Regions from separate parts of the Homo sapiens genome. Here region 2 is linked to region 1. Evidence: read pairs that join two places in POLR2A ChIA-PET (ENCODE). Cell type or tissue: A673. All regions are shown on one strand. Links, peaks and the distances in the headings refer to the core of each region. The heading gives the core; the rest is flanking DNA.

Region 1 (4,000 bases), core at 1-4,000:
TAGAGGTGCTCACAACATGCTCTGACACCCGGTATGGCTGCATTCCCAGCTTAAATGATCACATCTGCTCTTGGTTTTTTCACTGTTTACAAAATCTGATTTCTTTAAAGGGAAGGGATGGAAAAGGTAGTCAATGCTCCTCTGAGCACCCAAAGCATCCCTCCACAAGAACAAAGAGGAAAAATCATTACTTGCTCCCAACATTACACAAAGCGCATCTCTACCAATGGAACTCTGCAGTGTCGGTCTAGCCATCAGCCTTTCCCACCTCACAGCATATTTTCTGTGGGGGTAATTTATTAGAGGGGAATTTGTTCCTTTTTACTCTTTTTACTCTTCAAATTAGTAATAGAACCCCTCATGTCATTCTAAGTGACTTAAGTTTTAAAGGGAACCAGAAAAGGAGAGAATATGCTATTGTGGCACTTCTAAAATGCAGAGTGTCCTCAAAGATGGTTATAGTGGGTAATGGGTTTCATATAAATTGCATACTAGAGTATCTCCATTTCCTCTTTTAATTTTTTAATTGGTTTTTTAAAGCTTGATATGCTGAGTTAGTTTTCATTTAAAAACAATGCTTGAGTAGGAAAGTTAAAGAAATAGAAATTGCCTGTTTTAATCTATTCATCCTGGCAGCAGGTATGTATTGTATCTGTCCAGAGTCCAAAACGTCAGCTCCCTCCACTTGCCTTCCCCATTTCACATAAACTATAAAAGTTAGAAATAATATATTATGTCATATCCTAACATCAGTTCAATGAATATAGTTTTTAAAATACCTACTATGTGCTAGATACTGAGGACAGAATGATAAAATACAAAACAAAGCTAACTAAAAACACAGTTTAACTAGTCTTGTCTACGATTACCTGCCCTAACTATAACTTCATTTAAGGGGAGATACTGCTAAAGGGAGTTCCTTCTGTGACTGCACACTCTGATACCAATATGTGACTTCTCCCTGGCTACAACTGATTAAATGAGGGAAGAAAACTGATCCAAGGGGAGTTAGTCCAATAGCTTGTAAATGGTGGGTTCTTATCAGAGTTTTCTCACTAAGTTAGAACCAAGAGGCTGAGGGTTGTGGGGGCTACTTAAGCAGAAAGTTTCATGGAGTATGGACTGTGCACCATTGTGAAGTTTCCTGTATTTCCACAGGCTGTGGGGGCAGAGAGCATCAGAGTGCTGATCAGGAAAAAAGAATGAGGCAGATGCAGACAGAGAAGCAAAGAAGCATGAGAGGATGAGAATTAGGAAGTAGACTCTTTTTTCATTTTAATTAATTTGACTAGATTATATTTCTTGCAATCAAAAGGGCCCTGTGCAGAGAAGGTCCTTATCTTCGTTCATTTTTTGTTGCTATAGCTGAATACCCGAGACTGGGTAATTTATAAAGTAAAGAAATTTATTGCTTACCATTTTAGATGCTGGGAAGTACAAGGTCAAGGGTTCTCATCTAGTGAGGGCCTTCTTGCTAGTGGGGTCTCTGTAGAGTCCTGAGGTAACACAGAGCATCACATGGTGTGGGGGTGGGATTCACCAGAGAGAGCCAAACTGACTTTTATAACAGACTCACTTTTGTGGTAACTAACCCACTCCCTTGATAGCCCATCAATCCATTAATCTAGAAATAAATTCATTCACTCATGAGGGCAGAGCTCTTGTGAACCAATCACCTCCCAGAAGTCCCACCTCTCAACACTGCTGCACTGGGGACCAAATTTCCAACACATGAACTTTTCGGGGACACATTCAAGCCACAACAGTCCTCAATAAATATTTGTTGAATCAATAAATACACAGGACATAGTGTCCTAAATGCTTGGCATGTACATGAACCAGATTTGGTCCTTGATGTCACAGAGCTTATAATATAGTGGAGGAGACAGACTTTACATGTTTGATCTTGACTGTAAAACTAGGGTCACTACTCATCATCTGATGAAGGAGGCAGACAGTAAAACAAATAACAACTATTCAACATGGTAACGTCAAAACTGAACAGAGGCTCAAGTGAAAGTTTCAATGATAGTAACCATGGCCAATGGATAGGTGAATGCATTGGAAAATTAGTATGATGCCATTAGCAAAAACATAAATTGCACTTAACTAAAGTTCATCTGGCTGAATTCTTTCCTTCCTTCCTTCCTTCCTTCCTTCCTTCCTTCCTTTCTTCCTCTATCTTTCTTTGGTTTTGAGATCTGTCTATAGTATTGTGCTAGTGCACATATTTTAATTTGGTGCAAGGCATGCTTAACAGAGTAAGTGAAAAGCTATAAAGGTTAGAGCGTGTATTAGTTTCAATGACGAAGGAGTAATAAATCATTTTGTCAGGTTGCACTCTAACATTCAAATTCCATTTTTATTATGGCTAACTAGCCAAGCATTTATAATTCTGAACTCCACAGAATGGGGAAAAAGTGTATTAACTTATAATAGATCATTGAGCTTGTTAAATGTACCTTTCCTAATTCGTACTTTTTCCCTTTTGCTGAGAAAAATGCCTTTCTGAATATATAATTTTTACAGGTCATTGGAAAGGAGTACTGCACAACAGGATTATTATAATGTGCTAAAAGATGGCACTTGTATCTCATTGCCACATAGAGAGCTCATGTGAAAACTCTTTGATCTTTGCTGGCTTTTTAGCTGAAAAGATTTGGAAATCTTTTTGGCACTGGCAAAAACAGAACTGTGGTAACTGTTTATAGTTGGTTGATTTTTAGCAATGGGTAAGAATGTCTTTGTTGAATCCAGTTTATTAATACGTAATGGGCAACATGTTGCCTTAAAGGCAAAAGCATATTTTTCTCATATCAAAAAGCTCCCTAAATTTTTGCCAATATCCAAAGATATTTTAAGATGGTCTTCATTTTCTTTTTCAGTCTGTCCTATGCTGAGAAAAAAAAATTACAACCTCTGAACTTCAGCAGTTTTTTAGGTAAAAGGAATTTTTCATGATGTGATTGATATAACTACTCAGCTGGACATAAGCTTTCAAGGGCTAAGTCCATTTGCCGATTTGTTTGCATTTCCTACTCCAACTAAAATAATTCAAAGACATGAAGTGTCTATTGTGGAAAATGCATGAATAATGCAAAAGTCATTCTCAAGTGACCTATCAGAAAGGCCTACCAGAAATGCAGTTACTGCTTTCTAATAAAATCATGAAAAACTTTTTTAAAAAGTATAACCATCTTGAATTTGTTGAGGCAATTATAAGAGAGTATATAAGGGCAAGTTTCTCCAAAAGCGGTTCTGTTTGTTTTGTTTTTTTTTAATAATTCCCATCAACAGCAATCTGTTTTCTCATTGTAGTAGTATAGGTGTTAACATAAAAGCTCAAACAGCTTGGGAGAAAAAAAAGGATATAGCAAACCTAACTGATAACTTTGCTAGTTTCAAATCATTATGATGGCCATTCATAGATGACTGAAATATTTAACATTTGAAGTAACAGAATTTTGACTTATGTTTTCATGGTTTAAGAGTTTATATTTCAAATTTTTTCACATAGTCTGTTTATAACAGTATATAAAACATGTATTAACTATATAAGTTAATAAAGTCATGAACTGATGGCCATTTTTTGGTCTTATTCATATAGTATAGGCTGTTTTGTGAATTAATCCCCTTCCCATGTGTTTGAATTCCCCACTATGTAAGGCTTAGTGGTGTTAGCATGATCCAAGGGTGGGATTTTCAGCCCTCTGACATCAAAAGGTGAAGCAGAGGACACAAAAACCCTCACTGCATCTTCCCTAGACTGGCCAGAACCACTCCATGGTCAGTGGACTCCCTTAATAGGAAGGAATGCTGGTCAGTTGTCAAAGAGCAAAAAGGGAGGGGTAGTCATGAGGTTGGTTGTAATCAGAGGTGCAACAGGTCTTTCCAAAGGGCTGGTTTCTGTTTAACTCTTAGGAAAGAACACCTAATGGTAGTTAGTGAGGAGGGGGTATAATGAGATGTGCCCAACCTCCCATCCCATCATGGCCGGGAA
Region 2 (7,414 bases), core at 548-4,547, 90 kb after region 1:
ACAGGCCCCTTGCCTGATCCCCTTTTGAGAGCCACAGCCCAGAAAGTGGGGAAACATCTTGCAGTGATGAGAACAGGCTGACTAAAAAAAATCAGATAAGAGGGAACAGGTGCACCAATGTATCCGGAGAGGGTAGGCCTGAGCCCAGGAAGCGTCTTGAGCTCCAGGATGGCTGCTGGCACCCTAGCCCCAGTCAAGCGTCACCACGGCCAGAAGCCAGTTTGAAGCAGAGCTCTTCCTCTAAACACCGAGCATGGTGATTTTGACCAGGTAACTAGGCTGAACCCTCATGAACAGCTGCTTATTTGTCTCTGAAATTAGGCTGTGGCTTTAAAAATTCCTGAGGCTTGGAGTAGATAGGGTATAACAATAGTTTCCCCTGCCCCAGAAATTGTGTCACGCTGTCAGCTTCTTAAGATAGCAAGGGAAGGAAAAAAAGCTGCTTTAATGACATGGCAACTTTAAAATGTTAAATAGTTATTTGCTTTTATCTAGCACAATTAATCTCAAAGGACATGTTGTTATTCATTCAATGACAAGTCTTAACCGAGTGCTACTGTGTCAAATGCCAGCTATGGTAATGGGTGGACTCGCAGTATCTACCCTGCTGCAATGTACACAAAGGCAGAGCCAAACAGCACACAGGTGACAAATGTAAGAGGCAGATGGCACACAGGTGACAAACTGTGAGAAGTGCTAAGAAATAAATATTAGGTTGGTGCAAAAGCAATTGCGATTTTTGCCATTACTTTTAATAAGATGCAATAAAGAATATCAGAGATAGAGGTGGCAGGAGGAGAAAACCTGCTTAATAAGGGTAGTCACAGAGTTAGAATCATTGTAAAGTTCATGAGGCAAAGCTTAAGGGTCCTTCACTTGTACTGGCCTCTTCTAAGGCCCTGAGTATTTCCATGATCATGTGTTTTTGCAAAGTGTGCACATTTAAGGCTTTAATACGTTATTTTTCTATAAAAACGTTTCTACCAAGTTGTATAAGCTTCAGGGTTCACAAAATCTGGATTCACACTTAGTAGCTAGGGAAGACTTCTAGGAGGAGGAGAGATTTCAGTTGATTTTCACAGGATAAGAAGGAGCTTGCCATGCTGGATGTGGGGACAGCAGTTCAGGTGGGTTGAAGGACCGTTTGAAAATTCTGAAGCTGGAAATTGCCTTGCCAATCAGAGGACGTGAGCATGGAGTAGTTGGGGAATGGAGAGAAAGGTAGTAGGTAAAGTTGGAGAAATTAGCGGGAATAAAAGTGAAGGGCCATGTAGCCATATTAGGGAGTTGGGTTGTAGCAAAGTGGTATGTAAAACCACTGGAGTGTTCTAAGCAAGAGAATGACATGCTCAGATATATGTTATTAAAAGATTACTCAGACTCCAAAGGAAGAACTGATCTGGGGTTAAGGCATGATTAGAGAAAGGAGGCTCTTGTAGTAAAGGTGAGAGAAGATGGTGGTTTGGATCAGGCTGGTGGCAGTGCATTACAGAGCAAAGTGGACAGATTTAAGATACCGATTAGACTTTGAAATCATTGGACTAGCTGATGAGTTGGATGTAGGGAGCTGGGAAAATATTCAAAGATGACTTGAGCAACTTTTCAGACTTGAGCCACTGGGTTGATGGTGGTGCAACTATCATCCAGGGGGAGGAAAGCCTAGAAAAAGGGAAAAATGGGGTCAGGAGTGGATAAGGAATTCTAATTTGGTTGTGATAAGTTTGAGATACTTATTAGTTACTCAGCAGGAGAATGTTGAGTAGATAGGAGTCTGTGACTTAGGGGAGAGCTATATGTAAACATTTGAGAGTCACCCACATGTATTTGGTAAATATAACATATTTTAAAACTATATAAAGTTCCTATTTCTGTTCCTATTACTGGTCTCTCATTCCGTAAGTTAAATGAGACAGGACAAAGCCTTTAAATTGGATTAAGTAGAAATGCTAAATTGAAAAGTTATTTTCATGTGGAACTACAGGATCTTAGTAAAAATATGTTGAAGGCTGGGTAGAAGTGTCTCCAGGGGGTTGCAATCATCATAAAAAGTTCTATTAGGAATATTTAGGAGGGCATTTAATAATATAATGGATATGGCTTTATATAGGTGTAAATATGTCAGTGTTGACCTCTGTTTGAAGTTGATATAAAAGCAAGATTATGGATTTAGCCATGATTCTGCATCACTTAATCCCGCTCCAGTGTGCAGGAATGAGTTAGGTATGTGAAATATGTATACCACCTTAATAAATCAGACTTTAACTTTGTTATCTGAGTTTGCTTACATTTCTCAGTGGCCTGGGAGAAATAATTAAATGACCGCCACTGAATCATTCTAATTGATGAATACACCAGACTTTAAAAGCATATGTGAAATATTGTGTTGCCTGTGGATTAAGACCTTGACTTTAGGAGGTTTCAGTTAGGAGATGTTTTCCCAGAGTTAAAAATATATTTTTGCAAATAAGCAAGTAAGAGAAGTCTTGGCTAATCTGGTGTTTTAATTTCTCACAAGTATACCAAATTTCCAAGTGTCAGCTATAATTAACTATGATCTGGGGATATGGGATCCTGACAAATCCATATGTGTGTACGGTGTAAGCATTAGAGACCACTTTGAAAAGCTGTGGAATAGAGATAACATCCCATAAGAAAGAAGTCATTTGTTATGCTGATATTCCAAAAAATTCTTACTTTTCCCAGGGAATATACAGATTAGTATACATAATGAGTAGATAAAAACACAGTAAAAGTTGTATTAAACAAAGTTTTCATAAGGCTTTTAGAGAATATATGGTATTTAAATAATTTGGAATTAAGAAGGAGATCATGAGGCTATAAAGCTTCTTAGGAGATGCCATCTGTCACTTTGCAACGTGAAGAAGGCCAGTCATCTCAACATTCAAGTCTATGTGAAGTTTTCCATGAGTGGATTTTGTATAAATGAGTTTCCATCTTATTTCAGAACTCATTTCTTCCAATTCTCTATTTTCTTTATGAGAGCCGCTCATCTAAAAGTTTGGGGATCTCATCTTTGTGTTGGACTTCTATCCTGTACCCCCTCATACACAAAATTCCTGAAATGTTTATTTTGAAGGCTGGTAGCATTTGACTAGAAGTCTAATCCAGAAAAAAAGAAAAAAAGGTAGGATGAGGAATTTACAGAAAATAATAAAAATATAAGCCCACAGGCAAGCCAACTTAAGAAATTTAGGGGTGAAAATAACAATTTTGGGGTTGCTTAGCACTAGAATGTTAAACCCTAAAGAAGTACAAATTAATGGTAAGATAAAAACATTTTAAAGAAAGGTTGGAAAAGGGGCAAGAATGATGATGAAACTGCCTTTGCAAAAATTATAACTGAGAAAATTATGACAGTGAAAGAGATCTGACCTAACCAGCTCCATTTTTCTTCTAACCTCCAAGCTGTCCTTGTTCATTCCAGGGCCTAGGCTGAACTAACTTTAGGAGGAATTCAGTTTATAATTTAACTTTGAAACAAAGATTATAATAGCCGTTTCCCAAAACAACCCCCCTTTCTGCCTGGGGACTAGATTGCCTTTGCAGGACTAACAAATTAGCCACAAGATTAGAAATTATGGTTTAGGAGTCATGCAGCTAGAGGCTGCAAGATTCTAAACTTCCCCAAATTGCTCCTGAGGATAATATCACTATTGTAAATATTAAAATCAGTGCTTGAGATATTTTGGAGACCCTGTACTCGATGGATCAGCTGACACCACTTAGATGGATAAACTGGCTCATCTGGTCTTATGGTCCCCACCCAGGAATTGACTCATCACAAGAGGACAGCTTCAACTCCCTATGATTTCATCTCTGACTTGACCAATCAGCACTCCTCACTTTCCATCTCCCATACAGCCAGCTCTGCATGAATTAAACTCTTTCTCTATTGCAATTCCCCTGTTTTTTTTTTGTTTTTTGATTTTGTTTGTTTGCTTTTAAGATGGAGTCTCACTCTGTCGCCAGACTGGAGTGCAGTGGCACGATTTCAGCTCACTGCAATCTCTGCCTCCCAGGTTCAAGTGATTCTCCTGCCTCAGCCTCCTGAGTAGCTGGGATTATAGGTGCCCGCCACCACACCCAGCTAATTTTTATATTTTTAGTAGAGACGGGGTTTCACCATGTTGACCAGTATGGTCTTGATCTCTTGACCTTGTGATCTGCCTGCCTCAGCCTCCCAAAGTGCTGGGATTACAGGTGTGAGTCACCGCACTTGGCTGCAATTCCCCTGTTTTAATAAATTGGCTCTGTCTAGGCAGCGGGCAAAATGGACTTGTTAGGTGGTTACAATGAAAGGATGAAAATAAAATGATTCAGGAAACCTTGCCAGTAGTGCTACAATAGAAAAATAAGGCAACTTTCCAATTCTGCTTGTTTGTAGAATTTTAGGTATGAAAATTGAATAGGTCAGGTAGATAGCCACCTCATGCTATTTCTTTGTGAGGTTACATCCTTTATCATCTCTGCCTCCAACTCAGACTTTCTGTAGCCATCAGTCAAAGATGATGTCCAAAGTCTAACCTAAGTTATTAAAAAGGAAGCATTAGGCCTGGTATGGTGGCTCATGCCTGTAATCTCAGCATTTTTGGAGGTGGAGATGGGAGGATCACTTGAGGCCAGGGGTTCAAGACCAGCCTGGGCAACATAGTGTGATCCCATTTCTACAAAAAAAACAAAACAAAACAAAACAGGCATGATGGTGCATAACTGTAGTCCCAGCTACTCAGGAGGCTGAGGTGCAAGGATGGCTTGAACCCGGGAGGTCAGGGCTACAGTGAACTACTGATTGCATCATTCCACTCCAGCCTAGGTGACAGAGACCCTGTCTCAAAAAATATATATATATTAAATGTTAGCACCTGAGAAGTCAACAGTGTTGAACAGGGAATCAGGAGTGACTTCCCTCCCCACTTCTGGCTGGGACACATAAGGGTCCGGTTGTCACGCACACTGTTGTGGCCAATCTCATGGCTGAACTCTTGGAGAACCAGCAGTCACCTCAGAGCTCTAACATGCACCCCCAGGAACCAGTGGCACGTGGCTCCAGAGCGCAGCTGCACCAGCAGAACATGGAGCACCTGCTTGAGAGCTGCCCCAGAATCACCTACAGAGCCAGATCCGACCCTAAGGAGCTTCTCCCATCTGGCCCTTGAGTCCCTTCAGCTTACCTACATGTCTCTGCACCATGCGTTGTCTCTCACCAATTACATTTGAACTACCAGGAGAGACTAAATCATTCAGTATGCTTGTGGTTCTCCAAATTATCTTTGTTGACTGCATTATCCATAAAATACCCTTATATGAGCCTTATTCTCTTTGGCTTTCTTTGGTTAAGAAATACACTTTTAGGCCGAGCGCAGTGGGTTCACACTTGTAATCCCAGCATTTTGGGAGGCCAAGGCAGGCGGATGGCTTGAGGCCAGGAGTTTGAGACCAGCCTGGCCAACATGATGAGACCCTGTCTCTACCAAAAAATACAAAAAAAAAATTAGCTGGGCCTGGTAGCACACACCTGTAGTCCCAGCTACTGGGAAGGCTGGGGTAGGAGAATTACTTGACCCGGGAGGTGGAGGTTGCAGTGAGCCGAGACTGTGCCACTGCAACCAGCCTGGGTGACAAGAGTGATACTCCATGTCAAAAAAAAAAAAAAAGTCACTTTTCACTAAAATAAAACTTCTCATGAATATGAGGTATTTATCTCATTGTTGCCAAGTGTGGCTTTTATTAAAGCTTGAAGAGTGAGAAAATGAATAGCTTTTCATCAGCCACTAATGGAACAAAAATGGCTTACATGTGTGACTTTCCACAAGATTAATTTAAATTGGGGAGAACTGGCTAGCTTTCTCCTGTCGTGCTCTTTAGTAAATGCATAAGATAAATGCAGCACAGCGAATTTTGCCCCTCTGTTAGTAAAATTAGTTTCTGTGCAGTCTGGTTGACCCTGCCTGCTACAGCGCACAGCTGCTTTGGCATGCTAATTGAATTGTCAACAATAAACACTGGGAAGGAGGCACTTGAAGCTACCATTTTGGGCCACAAAACCTCTGCTTAAAGGCTGCCTGCTGTTTCTCCCAACTATGCATGAAAAGCAATTAAGAAAAGTCTTGTATAACTGTAGTCTGCTAAATCAAGGATAAGCTGTATATTGGAACTAACAAAAGACACACAAAACGCTTGCAAATCTTCTCAGGACCAAACTGTGTGCACTTGTGCTTGTAAGAATGTGTGGCCCAATTAATGGAAAAACACTTAACTAAAAGTTAAATTGCCCTGTTACCTTTTGCCCTATTAACTGGTGTCTAGCCTTAAGCATGAGAACCCTAGCTGAATGCTTATTTTACCAAGGCAGAAACACAATGAACCAGATATGAACCAGTCTAATAACTTTACCAGTCCTGGGCCAACTATTAATGCTAAGAATTTATACTGAATGAATAGATACCTCTTTGTTATTTCTAATTGTCATGGTGAAAAGGTTACTAAATTCCCACACGTGATGGGACAAAAGACACTTTGCCTACACAACAGCTCCATTTGACACCGTGGAAGGAAAGGACTGGAAGCATTTAGGCTGAGTTAAAAAAATAAAATACAGGCTGCATTTGTTGACAATTAGATGTGCCGTGTTAACATAAACTTAAGTTACTTGCTTTTAAAATTGTGTAGAGTTATTCTCTTGTTACTAATATCTTACAATTTTGACATGTACTTTCCCCCTAAAAAAATTTATAAACTGTTCTAGGCTCCAAATGACATCTTGGTTCTAAATGTTATTGAAATAATTTGTGGGATAATATACCTATGGGACATCTTATACCCCTAAAGCTGATCGCTGGTGGCATAGTGTGTGCAACAGTAATGTTCGTGTTAACCCAGGAAAGGCCATAGAAAATGGTCCATAGAAACTGGAGGTGTATTTAAAGTTGCTGGTCAATGTTTTCTTAAAAGTAAGATTTTGAAAATACTGAAAGTAAAAGCTTGAATATTGCTAAAAATAGAATACTTTAAAAAATTGTTCCCCATGAAGAGACCTTTTAAGTCTACATCTTAAAATTGAAAATAAGTTATAGTCATTCTTATGTTGTTATTAATATATATACAAACTTTAAAATGTTGATCAAAGTTTTAAAATTAACATTATACTATAGAAGACCAGAGCTTATAGGAGGTGTACATTATATACACACAGCTATTTATTAGAAGTGAAAATATTTTCTTCCAGGTGATTCCAATTGATCCTTAATTATATTTTTAAGATTGGGGTATGACATATTGTAGTTATTTAATTTTTTAAGGATTATTTTTGTTATTTCAAGTGTCGACCTTAAAGTGCTTTTACTGTAGACAGCAGCATTCTTTGTTCTGTCAAGTAAAATGCAGCTGTAATAAG

Evidence for each region. Peaks named below come from ENCODE experiments on the same cell type or tissue, not always from the same donor. Only the 100,000 strongest peaks of a DNase experiment are listed, where the experiment ranks them.
Region 2: POLR2A ChIA-PET joins it to region 1 with 9 read pairs; 2 of 35 experiments call an interaction of 5 or more read pairs at or near these places.

Annotation. Positions count from the first base shown.
Region 1 is chr2:182,911,021-182,915,020 of GRCh38, reverse strand. It overlaps NCKAP1 (NCK associated protein 1), which reads left to right. Exons shown (of 31, transcript NM_013436.5): 31 at 1-4,000. Among named protein-coding and RNA genes, the nearest start is that of FRZB, 46 kb to the right of the region's middle. In A673, for the core only: no CTCF peak of the experiment used is centred there; DNase peaks (open chromatin) are centred at 2,300 and 3,040; H3K27ac peaks cover 3,745 bases.
Region 2 is chr2:182,817,775-182,825,188 of GRCh38, reverse strand. No RefSeq gene overlaps it. Among named protein-coding and RNA genes, the nearest start is that of FRZB, 45 kb to the left of the region's middle. RefSeq lists an enhancer at 5,722-6,602. In A673, for the core only: no CTCF peak of the experiment used is centred there; no DNase peak of the experiment used is centred there.